Regions from separate parts of the Homo sapiens genome. Here region 2 is linked to region 1. Evidence: chromatin contacts called from ENCODE Hi-C or POLR2A ChIA-PET data. All regions are on one chromosome and are shown on one strand. Each heading gives the region's core, a stretch centred on a gene start or an enhancer-like site at or near the end of the contact. The rest is flanking DNA. Distances are from core to core; before and after follow the strand shown. Region 1 holds the start of RRAS (RAS related). Region 2 holds the start of ZNF784 (zinc finger protein 784).

Evidence for each region. A loop is a pair of places that touch in the nucleus more often than their neighbours do. ChIA-PET counts read pairs that join two places held with the same protein, here RNA polymerase II (POLR2A). Pooled maps may share reads with other maps.
Region 2: a loop to region 1 is called in a pooled map, with 9 times the contacts of the local background. The contact joins the promoter of ZNF784 here to the promoter of RRAS in region 1. A Hi-C loop is called at or near these places in 1 of 50 pooled maps. POLR2A ChIA-PET finds 5 or more read pairs at or near these places in 2 of 52 experiments (BJ and activated B cell).

What each region holds. Positions count from the first base shown.
Region 1 is chr19:49,637,414-49,644,540 of GRCh38, forward strand. It overlaps RRAS (RAS related), which reads right to left and starts at 2,730. Exons shown (of 6, transcript NM_006270.5): 1 at 2,533-2,730. The coding sequence starts at 2,685. SCAF1 (SR-related CTD associated factor 1) reads left to right here and starts at 4,796. Exons shown (of 11, transcript NM_021228.3): 1 at 4,796-4,829. RefSeq lists silencers at 2,467-2,856, 4,717-5,006 and enhancers at 2,577-3,246, 3,247-3,916, 3,917-4,586, 4,127-4,226, 4,337-4,686.
Region 2 is chr19:55,619,990-55,627,116 of GRCh38, forward strand. ZNF784 (zinc finger protein 784) reads right to left here and starts at 4,577. Exons shown (of 2, transcript NM_203374.2): 1 at 4,495-4,577; 2 at 752-2,655. The coding sequence starts at 4,572. The coding sequence ends at 1,762. RefSeq lists enhancers at 4,558-5,057, 4,808-4,957 and silencers at 4,558-4,607, 4,678-4,737.

The sequences.
Region 1 (7,127 bases), core at 1,480-3,979:
CTCCTGCCTCAGCCTCCCAAGTAGCTGGGATTACAGGCATGCGCCACCACACCTGGCTAATTTTGTATTTTTAGTAGAGATGTGTTGGTCAGGCTGTGTTGGTCAGGCTGGTCTCGAACTCCTGACCTCAGGTGATCCGCCCGCCTGGGTCTCCCAAAGTGCTGGGATTACAGATGTGAGCCACTGCGCCCTGCCCTGTCCTTCTCTCTCTCTCCAGATGTCTGTCCTTGTTGCTGGGTCTCTGCCCCCTTTTCTCTGGGTCTCTGTCCCCTCTGTCTCTCTGAGTCTCTATTACTCTCTCTCTCTGGGTCTCTGTCCCCTTCTCTTTGGGTAGCTGCTCCCCTGCCCCCCTTTCCCTGCCCCCCACCCCTCCTACCAGTCTTCTTCTCTCTGAGTCACTCCTGGTCCTCTCTTTCTGGTATAAGGTACATGTCCCACATCGTGATTACATCCTAGCTGTGTGACACTGAACAAATCACTTCCCCTCTCTGAGCCTCAGTTTCCTCATTTGAAAAAGGAGGCTAAGAACAGCACTACACTCCATCCAGCACTGGCAAGATTCGGAGCAAAACCCCATTAAATATTGAATGTATCAGTTATCGGAGGCGTTGTTGTCCAGACTGCCTGTTTATATCTCTCCCTCCTCTTCTGCTTCCTCCCTCTCTTCCTCCTCCCCCGTCTCCTCCTCCCCCGTCTCCTTCTCCTGCTCAGGCGGCCTCCAGCGTCTCCTCCCAGGGGAAGGTCCCGGTTCCAATCCGGCTGCGGAGAGGCTGCCCCACCCTCGGGCCCCAGCCCCTCCCTTCCTGCCTGGGTCCTGCCCGCTGCCAGCCAAGCCTTTGGCCAGCTCTGGGACTGCCTCTGGGTGCAAGGGGCCCAGGGCTGGGGCCTTTCTCTACACAAGCAGGGCTTCCTCCCAGGCCCTTGAAGGGGTCTCTTGGTGGGGGTGAGGGGGGTGTCCTGGGGCCCCGGGGCCTCTGCGGTAGCATGTCAGGCCAAGACACTTTTCTAGGATTTCTTTGAAGCTGGGAGGACCTCCCTCAGGAATGGGGAGGAGGTTTCCTGGGCTGGGGTGGAATTTCAGGAAAGGGGGTGATGTGGAGGCTAGGGGTCTGAAGGCTGCATCTGTCGGTTAGAGGGGTGCTTGGTGAGGGGCTTGTCCTGGAGGGAGGCTGTAAGGATCAAGCCCTGGGAGGGATTGTGGCTCTGGGGGTAGTTAGGGGCGTGACCTCAGAGCACAGCGTGAGAAGCTCAGGGCTGAGAACTGGGAGCCAGCCCGGAGGTGGCTCAGGGGTTTTGGGAGGTTATAGTATATACAGTCTTAGAAACATTGAGTTCATTTATGGGGTCAGAGAAACTCCCAAGGAATAGATCTTTCTGGGGGTGCCAAGAATCTGGGGGCTTCTTCCATGGAGATGATTTGAGAGCTATTCAGGGTTTCTGAGAGGGGCTCAGGGAGTTGCAGCGGAGAAAGCATGGGATGGAGGAGGGGCTGGTTTTCCTTGGGGGTGGGGTGGGAGAGTGGAGGTTTGGGCCTCCGGGAATGGGGGATTGTCAGGACTTGGGGTCTTGGAGATTTCTGGAATGGCCAAGGGGCAGGATGTCTTTTTAAATCTCGGGTCGGAGAGCAGGACTCTCTTAGGACTGGGTAGTCCCAGAAGAGTCTCAGGGCCAGGGTCTGGGTAGAATTTCTAGATTCTGGGGGCAGTCATGGAAGGGGCTAAGAATCAAACGTGGGGCCGGGCACGGTGGCTCATGCCTGTAATCCCAGCACTTTGGGAGTCCAAGGCAGGCCGATCACGAGGTCAGGAGTTCGAGACCAGTCCAATATGGTGAAACCCCGTCTCTACTAAAAAATACAAAAATTAGCCAGGCATGGTGGCACTCGCCTGTAGTCTCAGCTACTTGGGAGGCTGAGGCAGGAGAATTGCTTGAATCCAGGAGGCAGAGGTTGCAGTGAGCCAACATCGCACCACTGCACTCCACCGCACTCCAGCCTGGGTGACAGAGTGAGTGAGACTCTGTCTCAAAAAAAAAAAAAAAGAAAAAAAAGAATCGAACGTGGTGGAATCTCAAAGGTGCTGGGCACTGGCATTCTCCCAGGAAGGCTCTCAATGGCTTAGAGGGGAAGTTGGGGACTGGGATTTGGGGGAGATAGGGCTCAGGGTGGTGGAAGGTGGCACCAAGGGCGTGGTGGGGGTCCTGGGAGTGCTTAGGGTCCGAATGGGGTGAGTATTTTGTATTTAGCATGCTCCCAGGAGGTGCTCAAAGCCAGGTCAGCAGGTAAGCGGGGTCTTAGGCACTGGGAGAGGGAATAGTGGGTCTCGGGATGCGAGTGCAGAAGGAAGGGTCCCCCGTGCAGGGGATGGAGGCTCTCCAAGAGTTTAGGTTACAATCTGTGGGGATCTTTTAAGATTAGAGGGCCTTATAGGAGGGTCTCAGTGATGGGTCAAGGGGGAAAAGGGGTCTCGGGGATCCCCCCAAGGGCTCAGTTCTGGGTCCCGGGGGACACCCTCCCGGGTGAGGGCCCACTACCTGGATGAACTGGATGGTCAGCGCGCTCTTGCCCACGCCGCCGCCGCCCACGACCACCAGCTTGTGTGTCTCGCTGGGCGGGGGGTCCCCGGGCCCAGGTCCCCCGCCCCGGGGCCGCCCCCGCCCTGTCCCGGACGCCGCCCCGCTGCTCATGTCGCCACCGCTGCTGCTGCCTTCGCTACCGCCTGCGGGGGAGCCGGGCGGGACCCGGGGGGGCGGGCTACGCTAATGAGGCTACTGCATAATCATGAGCTCTGGCAAGGAGGGCTCGCGTCTCCGGACACTTAAGGAGGGGGACGGGCCAAAGAAAGGGAGGAGCTATGTTAATAAGGGAAAGGGAACGGCGTTCGCTGCGAAGGGGAATTCCGAATGAGGCGGGGCTATGCTAATGAGAGACCTGTGCTTTGCCCTGAGCGGCGCCACGCGCTCTCAGCGGGAGGGCGGTCTGTGGGCGTGGCTATGCTAATAAGAATTTATTCTTTCAGCAGACGGGGCGGAAAGTTCCTCAGGGGAGGGGCTATGCAAATAAGGACCCCTGTGACACTGCTGCTTGGGGCATCGTCTCCGAGGCCTTAGTATGGTAGGCGGAGCTCGTCGACTCGCGCGCGCGGCCGTATATAGGGCGCTCCGAGGAAGCAGCAGGTTTTGAGGAGTAGCTCCACCTCCCTCCTGGGATCCTAGCCAAGCTTTCGACCCCGGCGTCTGGGTTAGAAGCTAGAGTCTCCGCCCGCTAAGGGACCCAGGCTTCCGGTTCCCGCTGTCCCAGCCAAGCGGAAGACAGACTGGGAGGAGAGTGGGGCCCTAGAGGGGGACAGCAGGGTAACGGGGCAGGGAGGGGCCGTGAGATCACTGCATTCCTAATCCATGAGCCAGCTCGCCCAAGTAGGGATGCCTGGGTCATGAAGAGCCTGGGGCCAGGATTTCTGGGTCTTGAAGGAGAAGGAAGCAGAGGGCCCAGACTCCTGGGTCCTTAGGAGAAAATGGGGCTGGAGATGTGGACTCCTGGGTCCTGGGGAGGAGGGTGTCAGGGAGGAAGGTAGACAGGTTCCTTCGTACTAGGTTCGGTAAAGGAGGGAGCCGGGGGCCTGGACTCTTAGGTCCAGGAATTGGAGAGGCTGGGGACCCAGGATTCTGGATCCGAGCGAGGGCACTGGCTTGGGGGGACCCGAATTCGTATGTGAGAGCTTGAGACCAGGACTAGTCTGGGAGACCGACTCTTGGATCCGAGGAAGGAAGAATCAGACTCCTGAGTCGGAGGGAGGAGGGAAATAGGAGTCTGGACACTGCTCTGAGTGAGAGGATTCGGAATTCAGACTTCTCTGTACTGAACGAGGCGGCTATGGGGTCGGGCTTCTAGGTTCTAAGTTTATTTTTATTTGTTTATTTTTGAGACGGAGTTTCCGTCTTGTAGCCCATGCTGGAGTGCAATGGCGCGATCTTGGCCCACTGCAACCTCCGCTTCCCGGGTTCAAGCGATTCTCCTACCTCAGCCTCCCGAGTAGCTGGGATTACAGGCGTTAGCCACCACGCCAGGCTAATTTTTGTATTTTTAGTAGAGACTGGGTTTCACCATGTTGGTCAGGCTGGTCTTGAACTCCTGATATCAGATGATCCGCCTGCTTCGGCCTCCCAAAGTGCTGGGATTACAGACGTGAGCCACCGCGCCTGGCCTATTTTTATTTTTTTAGAGGCGGGGTCTCCCTATATTGCCTAGGCTGGCTTCTAACTTCTAGGCTCAAGCCATCCTTCCGCCTCAGTCTCCCGAGTGGGACTACGGTGTGCGCCACTGCATCCCGTCTGGTTCTAAATTTAGGGGGGCCTAGAGGATCTGGATTCTGAGAGCCCCAGAATGTGGGCAGCACAACATCCAGCAAGTCGTGCTCACTCCGCCGGACTACAATTCCCTTGCGTCTGTTCTGCCTGGCGCCTCTTACGTCACCTCCTGTTCCGCCACCCTTTCCGCGCGCGCGCAGGGCACTGTGGGGCGTCATCGCGGGCTACCGCGGCCCCGCCCACTTCACCTCTCACCCCATTAGCTGTCCCCGCGCGACAGAGGCGGTGCGCGGACTACGCCTCCCGGCGTGCATCGCGCGGACCCCGCCCCATGTGTCCCATTGGCTTCTGGGAAACCGAGTGCGGTTGCCTTCCCGCCGGCCTTCACGTCGCCGTGCTCGGTACTTGAAATCCCGGCAAGCTCGGCGGCGCTTTAGCTCCGCCTCTCTCCTCCTTTGCTCACGAACCCCGCCCCAGCCCGCCCCGCCCCGCGCCGGGGCCGGAGCCGCAGCCCGAGCGGCGGGGTAAGATGGCGGCGGCAGTCCGGGCCGCGGGGCTCGGGCCTATTGGGGTGGGCGGGGCGGAGTTGGGTCGCTAGTTGTCCCGGGGTCCTCCCCACAAGCCACGGGTCCTAGAGGGCTTCTCGGGGCGGTCTCGGGCCCGGCAGCTGCGGCGAAACCTGGCGCCGAGAGGGGGGCCTTCTCAGGGCCCCGGGACGCATCCGTGGGTTCCTGGGGGCGTCTATGGGGCGTCTCCGAGAGGACTTGGGGCGTCTCTGGGCCTAGACCGAGCCTAAGGCCTGCCCTCCATCACACAGCTGGCCTGGATCGTGTCTGTAGACACTGTAGATTGTCTTTTTGGGCTGACCGGAGGCTAGGGTCTGGTTAGAGGGTTCTGGGGCCATCTTGAGATCTTGAGATATGTCCCAGGGGTGAAGGAGGGTCTGCAAGACCTGAAGAGTATCTTCAGAGCCATCTAGAGGCCTGGGGTATGTCTTTTAGGGCTGGAAAGTGTCTGCATGGGCTGGCCTGAGGATGCAACTGGTCTGCATAAGTCTGGGGCCATTTATCAGGCCTAGAAGGAGTGTTCAAGGGCTAAGAAGTCATTTAGGGCCCCCTAGGGGGTTGGGTTATGCCCACCAGGGAAGGGCGCCAAATATTGAGATGTACTGAGGGTCTGGGGTCTCCAAGGTATGGGTAGTGTCTAATAATGGGTGACAGGAGGCTGGGGGCAGTTAGAAGGACCTGGAACCATCTAGATGGCTTTAATGTGACTGCAGGAATGCAGTTTTGATGCCTGGAGCAAATTCGAATGCCTTTGGGGTCAGAGCAGCTTGTGGCGAATAATAATACGGAAAGAGAATGAGGAAATTTTGCCCAGCTTAGATATACTTGCCCTTCAGACAGTAATTCAAATGAAAAATGTTTTAAGATTCTGCATTACCCTGGGGGTTATTGAGAGAGTTAGAATTAATCTACATTAGTCTGGAAGAGTCTGGAGGGTCATCTAGACCCACTATTACAGTGCTTTTCAAGGGGAAACCTGGGCCATGTTGACCGTGATCTGCATTAAGATACATTTTTTCATTGAGACCTGGTACAGACAGTCATAATGTATTTAACATTATATAACATAATGTATTAACATTAACTCACCTTCCACGAATTGACATTTCCACTTACTACTTGTGCTGTGCTGTGAAGAACTATTTTGTTCTATTTACTTTTTAAAACAAGCTATTTGTGAAGCACTAAACTGGTATATGACCCTGTTGTTGGGGAAACCACTGATCCAGATAGGACCTAGCAGTATCTGCAGAGCATTCTTCTGTTCAGAAGATCTCAGTAGCTGAGGGTGTGTCTGCGAAGCCTGGTGCTTTCTAAATGAGCAAGCAAGCATCTTTGTATACTGCAGAGGGTTTGGGGATCCCTCAGCCTGTAGTCAGCAGATGTTGATTAAGCTTCTGATATGTGACAGTCACTGTTGTAGGTAGCATGTGCTTCCCCGGGAGGTGCTGGAGAGCAGTTCCAGGGCCAGGAACTGGGGCTGAGCTTATTGAGTATTGGTGAAAGAGGCTGGGATGTAATAGACTATCAGGGTTGGGTGTGTCTTAGGAAGTTAGGAATTAGGTGGAGCTGGGAGGCTGAATATGGAGGCTTGGCATGGTTTGAAAATCTATATGGGATCTAGAACAGGACCAGGGCCTTGTCTTTGCAGGCATGCTGTGGGGGAAGCGAGGAGACAGATGTAGGGGAAACCTGGGCGTTAAGGGCTAATAGTGTCATTCCTCTTCATCCGTATTGAGCACTTGAGGTGCTCTAAATGTGTGGCAGAAGTCAGGCTTTGAGTATTCACAGCCATTCTCTGAGATAGATGCTCCTATTTCGTGCATTTACAATTAAGCATACTGAGTTGTGGGTTAGGGATTTTGAAGCTTTCTAGGAATTTTGAGATTGGATATTGTCTTATGAGTAGCAGATTTGACAGTCATGGGGAAGCTTACAGCTGAAATATTCATATTTTTCTGAAGCCCTAATCAAGACATCCACCTGTTTGATGGATGATCTTTCAACTGCCTGACTGGGGAATCATATCAAAGAATTTCCATGACATTGCAAAGGCTTTGTGCAGATGGCGATAGGTAAATGCCTCCTGTGAAGTTTTCCTTCGGCATGTCTTTCTGAAGTTTAGCGTTTTCATTTTAAAAATGGCATACTGGTTTTGCAGATCACTCAATGAAGTTTCCAACTTAGGTGTATAAATACAATTTGGGGGTGGTCCTCACCATCGAGGACAGTTGATGCTCTAGGAAGCCGTGTGGT
Region 2 (7,127 bases), core at 3,327-5,826, 6.0 Mb after region 1:
GATGGCGCCCACCTGTAATCCTAGCTACTCAGGAGGCTGAGGCAGAAGTGCTTGAATCCAGGAGGCAGAGGTTGCAGTGAGCAGAGATTGTGCCATTGGACTCCAGCCTGGGCAACAAGAGCAAAACTCCATCTCAAAAAAAAAAAAAAAAAAAAAAAAAAAAAAAAAAAAAAAAAAAAATGCAGGCACTGGACTGCTGTGCAGTTGTCTGTGTGTGAGACCACTGTTGGTCTACAAGTGTAGTGATGCCGAAAACACGTTCCAGTTCCAAAGATATTAACTGGCTCAACTGAGGGAAACTGATAAGGGACTGGACATAAGAATGAGGATGAAGAAGGTTTAAACCTGCCCAGGTATCCAGCTTGGGTGGTGGTGCCAATGACATCAGAAGCATGGAGGTTTCTTTGAGGAAAATGGAATGAGTTCTGTTCACATTGTGAGTTGCCTGTGAGTTATCTCATGGGGCCCACTGGGTGAACAGAAAGGTGTGCAAATCAGAGGCTCTCACTCAACAAGCATGCAAAGCATGTTGAGTGTGCTTTTGCCAAACTTCCCTGACCCCCCTCTCCTACAGCTGAACCACATAACACGTAACCACAGTGGGGCCTACTCACCCCCCATTCTGATGATGGGGAAACAGAAGCTTGGAGGAAGAGATGATGCAACTGACTGCTGGTGGCAAAACCATGGTGAGGCCCCTCCTCCCCCAACTCCCCAAAGCGGACAATCCGAATACAAGACCGACAGAGAAGCCCTTCAGAAGGTCCTTTAATAGGAACAGAACTGAAGGTGTCACACCTCCAGCTCCCAAGTCCTCCTCTCGCCCCCACCACAGTGACTCTTTCACTCCACACCCAGGCCAGCCCACCATGCTGCCATCAGCCAGCCCGCCCTTGGGATTGGCGGGGACTAGGCAGTAAGCTGTTTGCTTCGAACTGGGAGTGGAGGAAATTAGAGAAACCTGAGGCTACCTTGAGGCTTGTGGGGGACCCTGGGCTCTGAGTCTAAAGCTTTAGGAGGGGGATGCTAGGTAGCTGCTTGCTTTATGTGTTCTCAGTTGCCTCCGAAGAAGAGTGGATGGGTTAAGGACGGACCACAATGGGGGTGGGGGTTGCCGCTGTTGGAGTCAAGATCCTATGGTCAGGCTTACATCCTTGAGGCTCAAGTGCTCTCAGCGGTGACTTGGGGACCCTCTGGCTTTGAGGTGATGGGATCCCAGAGTCTCTTCACAGATAACCTGGTGAGTGTCTTCTGCCAGAGGGTGGATAGGCATCCCAGGTCCAGTGCAATGCAGTGAGGTAGGCAGGAGACTCCATCCTGGTCCACCCGTGGAGGACCAGAGCAGAAGACTATGGTGGACCCCAATTCCCCCCTTCCATTCGATCCTGGCTCCTCCTCTGAAGTGCCCAGGCTCTGTCGTGACAGGCTGGGTCTTGCACAAGGACAAGCCAACCAAGAGACAGTCGGGGAAGTGACATCCAGCCCGTGGGCCTTGCCTTTGGCCGCACACCCGCAGAGCTGCAAGAGCTGCACCTGTCCTCTCCTAGGCCTGGCAGAGGTGCTGTGTGGGCGTGTGGGAGTCTGGAGCCTGGCCCTCTCCCTCTGCTCTCCATCACTAGCGGCTCACAACCATCCCTGCAGCTGTCATCTCTCCCCCAATCTCCCCTCTTCTGTCCCCTGCCTCCGTTTCCCCACCCCGTCCCCCTCCCCGGGTCGGCCTCGTACCTCCGCCTTAACTAACCCATGTCCCTGGTCTGCAGCCTACTGGTCGGCCTCCACCTTCACCTTCGCGGTCTCCCCCCGCCCCTCCTCCGCAGGGTCCCCTACCCCACACCCGCTCCCCGACCCCTCAGCCGCCGACGAGCCCAGCTGGCCTCCAGAGTCTCCCAGCCCCGGCCCCGGCCCGTGGAAGTGGGTGCGCTGGTGCTTGCGGAAGTTGGAGGAGTTGTTGAAGGTGCGGTCGCAGAGCGTGCAGCGGAACGGGCGCTCGCCAGTGTGGATGCGGGCGTGGCCGCTAAGCACCGAGGACTGGGTGAAGCCCTTGCCGCAGATGCCGCAATGGTATGGCCGCTCGCCAGTGTGCACGCGCTCGTGGTCTCGCATGTCTGAGGAGCGGCGGAAGGGCTTGGCGCAGAACCTGCAGGCAAAAGGCTTCCCCACCGCTGCGCCCGCCGCCGCCGCCGCCATCACCACCTCCGCCCTCTCCGGGGCCACCCCGGGCCTCTGTTCTGCAACGGCCGCTGTGTCCGGAGGCCTCCGAGAGGTGCCCGGCTCCACCCCGTGCCGGTGCTGGTGCCGGAGCAGGGGCGCCAAGGCCTTGAAGGCGCGGGGGCAGAGCGCGCAGCGGTAGGGCCGCTCCCCCGTGTGCAAGCTGTAGTGCGCGCGCAGGCTGGCGGGGCCCGGGCAGCTGTGGCCGCACACGTGGCACCGGCTCGGGTCCCCACCCTGCCCGCCTCCCTCGGCCCCAGCCAAGTGGCCATGTTCGTGGAACAGCAGCTCGGAAACCAGCCGGAAGGCAGCAGGGCACAAGGCACAGTGGAAAGAACCTGGCTCCGGGGGCTCAGGGACCAGCGTGGTGTCCGTCACCTTCACCACCTGGATCTCGATGAGGTCACTCGGGGGTGTGCCAGGCCGGCAGTCATCAGGCACCAGGACCTGGGCAAGAGGAGAAGAAAGAGGAGCCTGTGGAACCTGCCTCAGGACCGCCCCAGCACGCCCCAATTATTAAAGCTTGGGCTCCTCTGTTATTTTCAGACAGGGCCTCACTCTGTTGCCCTGGCGCGATCGTGGCTCATTGCAACCTTGACCTCCTGGGCTCAAGCGATCCTCCCACTTCATCTCCCTGAGTAGCTGGGATTACAGGCATGCACCACCACATCCAGCTAGTTAAAAAAAAATTATTTCTGGCTGGGCACGGTGGCTCAGGCCTGTAATACCAGCACATTGGGAGGCTGAGGTAGGCAGATCACCTGAGGTCAGGAGTTCGAAACCAGCCTGGCCAACATGGCAAATACCGTTTCTACTAAAAATGCAAAAATTAGCCAGGTGTTGTGGCTGCTGCCTGTAATCCCAGCTACTCGGGAGACTAAGACACGAGAATCGCTTGAACCCAGGAGGTGGAGGTTGCAGTGAGATGTGATCATGCCACTGCCCTCCAGCTCAGGCGACAGAACAAGACTCCATCTTAGACAGCAAAACAAACAAAAATTATTATTATTATTTTTAATGTAGAGGGAGTCCCACTATGTTGCCCAGGCTGGTCTCCAACTACTGGGCTCAAGAGATCCTTCTGGCTCTGCCTCCTAAAGTGCTGGGATTGCAGGCGTGAGCCGCCGCGCCCGGCCCATCCTCCAGGATTCTGTTGTATCCTCATCAACATTTCCTCTCCTGTCCAAAATATATCATGGATCCCACCTTTTGTCCTCCACCCTAGTTAAAGCCCCATCACTTGGCGCCTCCAAAATTGAAAAACCCAAGGGCATCTCTGTTCCTATTTCTGCTGGCTTGTAACCCACCTCCCAGGAATAGCCTGAAGGTCTTTTGAAAATGTAAATCAGATCAAGTCATTTTTCGCACTCAAAACCCTCCAGTGGCTCCAAATGACTTATCCCAAATCGTCACTATAATATCTGTGGCGATGTAGCTCCACTTATCTCTCTGACCCCAGCTTAAACATAAGCCGGCACCCAGCTGACTTCTCTCGTCTAAATTTAGCTGCCCCACCCCTACTCTTGGCTCAATTTATAGAAATTGGCTCAATTTTTATTTCCTTTATAGAACATATCACAGTAACTCTCCTTTATTGTCTCTCTCCTCTCAAGAGACTGCAGGCTCCAAAAGAACACAACCCTTGTCTGTCTTGGTCACTTCTCTATTTACAGAGCCGAAGTAGGAGCTCAGTAAATGTTTGTTGAATGAATGAATGTCCTCAATTAGTCTAATTCTGAGTGGGGTAACGTGGAGGAAGTTCCAAAGTCACCTAGACCACCCACTTCTACCCCCAAATTCTCCCTTGGGCATTCGAGAAGCATCACTAAGACCCTTGAAGAATTATCCCCTACCCCGACATAGGTGCTCCAATCATAATCCCCCACGTTTTTCAGGGTCACCTTCCCAACCTTCTACCCTAGAATTAGCCCTAGAATTTATGAGGCCCCGCCCCTTACAAGGCTCCACCCAAATTATGCAAATTATCCCTGGTAAGCCCCCTTCCCTGGACCCAAACCCGTCCCACAAGACAACACCGTCCTCAGACTCCGCCCCCATCCAGGCCCCGCCCACCACCCATAGGTCCCTCCCCCACCCCGCCCACCATGACATAGTCTCCTCCCCTGCCCCGCCCCTCGCGAAACCACAAGAAGCCCCACCCCCAGGGCCATAGCACTAAATACCTCCCTCGCCCACCCCCTCATAGGCCACGCCCCGGACCCGCCCCCCACACTACGACCTCCTCCCACCTCGAGCCCCACGCCCAGGCCCCTTCCTTGCCCGCACCAGGTCCAGTGGCTCCTGGGATCGCGACTCCGGAGTCGGTGAGCTCCGACTCTGGGCCTCTGGGCGCGCAGCGGCCATCTTGTGCCCAAGCCCCGCCCCCAAGGCCAATGTTCGCTCTGAAAGGGGGTGGGGCTCGAACTGGCGTAAGAGCTACTGCGCAGGCGCAGTGCGGGGCTGCGAGGGGGCGTGGTGCAGCAGGGGGCGTGGCGGGGCGGGGCGTGGCGGCTGAGCCCGGGAGAATGTGAGTTGTTCCCTCTCTAATTACCTGTCTGTCCCTCCGAGGGTACGCTCTGTGTGGCGCTAGGATGCCTGTAACACCCTGGGAACAAATCCGAACGTTCCTTCTAAACCAACGCAGGCCGACTCGAGGCTCTGGCTGTCAGGGGAACCTCAGCAGAACTGAAGAAGCTTTGCTTTGTTTCCACGGTAAACGTTTTTGTGATTACCTCTGCACTGCTCATGACAACGTAATGACGCCAAGTTTATAAACGTCGGTGTAGGCCGGGTGCGGTGGCTCATGCCTGTATTCTCAGCTACTCGGGAGGCTGAGGTGGGAGGATCGCTTGAGGCCGGGAGGTCGAGGCTGCAGTGAGCCATGATCTCGCCACTGCATGCAGCCTGAGTGACAGAGACTCTGTCAAAAAAAAAAAAAAAAAAGGCAGTGTGGAGAAAAATATTCAGTAAACAGCAACACAGGTGGTCCTGGGAGGACGCAAAAACCCGCAAGCTGATGTTATGTTTGGGAGGAAAGAGCTCAAAAACGCGGGGTTTTCAGCAGCATCAAGGACGGGGCTCTTCTTAGCTGCCCCGTTTAGTCATTCTGGTGGTATCACCTTGGATAAGTCACTACACTTCTCTGGACCATTTCTCTTTCTTTTGTGTAGCACTGTAGAAGCATTGTGACAAACCACTGAGAAGAGACATGGAAGAGTTTGGAAACATCTTTAAATAGTTTTCTTGAAAGGGCAGGATAGGAGATACTTAAACATGATCCTAAGCATGATCATTTCATTCATAAATATATATGAAATTATATTTTGTGATATGTTGGTATAAAATAAAGATAAACACCACTTAGGCTGAATTATCTCCTCCTCCTCCTTTCTTCTTCTTTTATAGAGATGGGGATCTTGCTGTCTTGCCTTGCCCAGGCTGGTCTTGAACTCCTAGCCTTAAGCGATCCTTCTGCCTTGGTCTTCCAAAGCTATATTTCCCTTCTTTTCTTTTGATTTTAAAATAATTTTTTTTTTTTTGAGATGGAGTCTCACTCTGTCGCCCAGGCTGGAGTGCAGTGGCATGATCATGGCTCACTGCAACCTCTGCCTCCCGGGCTCAAGCGATTCTCCTGCCTCAGCCTCTTGAGTAGCTGGGATTACAGGTGCCCGCCACCATGCCCGGCTAATTTTTGTATTTTTAGTATATACAGGGTCTCACCATGTTGGCCAGGCTGGTCTCGAACTCCTGACCTCAGGTGATCCGCCCACCTCGGCCTCCCAAAGTGCTGGGATTACAGGTGTGAGCCACTGCGCCCGGCCTAAAATAAATTTTTAAATGTTGTGGGTCCCTAAGAGTATCATGGGCCCTAGGCACTGTATCTACTACTGTGTCTAATGCTTAAGTCAGCTCTTTCTGTCCAGGTTTCCTAATTTGCAAAATGAGGGTGATAATAAAACCTACTTTACACAGTTGCTATGATGATTAAAGAAGTCATTATATATAAAGTATTTTGGACAATGTATGGCACACAGCAGGTGCTATGAGTTAGCTATAATAATTACTACCATTTGGCACTCCCACTAGCAATAAATAGGGACCTTTGTTGCTTAACATTCCTATCAATATCTGATACTCAAACTTTAAAATGTTCGCTAATCTCTTGGGTGTGAAATAATTTCATTTCTTTTCTTTTTTTTGAGAAACAGCCCAGGCTGGAGTGCAGTGGCGTGATCTCAGCTCACTGCAACCTCCACCTCCTTGGTTCAAACAAATTTCCTGCCTCAGCTTCCCAAGTAGCTGGGACTACAGGTGTGACACGTCATTACGTTATCGCAAGTGGTGCAGAGGTAACCACAAAAACCTTTACTGTGGAAACAAAGCAAAGCCTCTTCAGTTCCGCTGAGGTCTTCCACTGACTGCTAGAGCCTCGAGTCGGCCTGCGTTGGTTTAGAAGGAACGTTCGGATTTGTTCCCAGGGTGTTACAGCCCAGCTGATTTTTGTATTTTTGTTTTGTTTTGTTTTTTGTTTTTAGTAGAGACAGGGTTTCACCATATGTTGGCCAGGCAGGTCTCAAACTCCTGACCTCAGCTGATCGGCCCGCCTCGGCCTCCCAAAGTGCTGGGATTACAGGCATGAGCCACTGCGCCTGGTCTATTTCTTATTGAGAAGCTCTTTATTAAAAGAGATCATTCATAGCACCCAGAACTCATCCTCCAGTTTCCCTTTTTTGAGAGCTGGAAGTATGTCATCTCTGTATCCCCTCTGTACATCCCTATAGAGAAGGCATGTATATGGCTCAGTGAGTGTTTGGTGAATGAATGAGTGAGAAATTGAATTCATGCAGATAGAAGAACTTTGTACCAGAGCTTAAGGCTATTGAGTATTTTTTCCCTTTTTTTTCCTCCCCACCCCCACT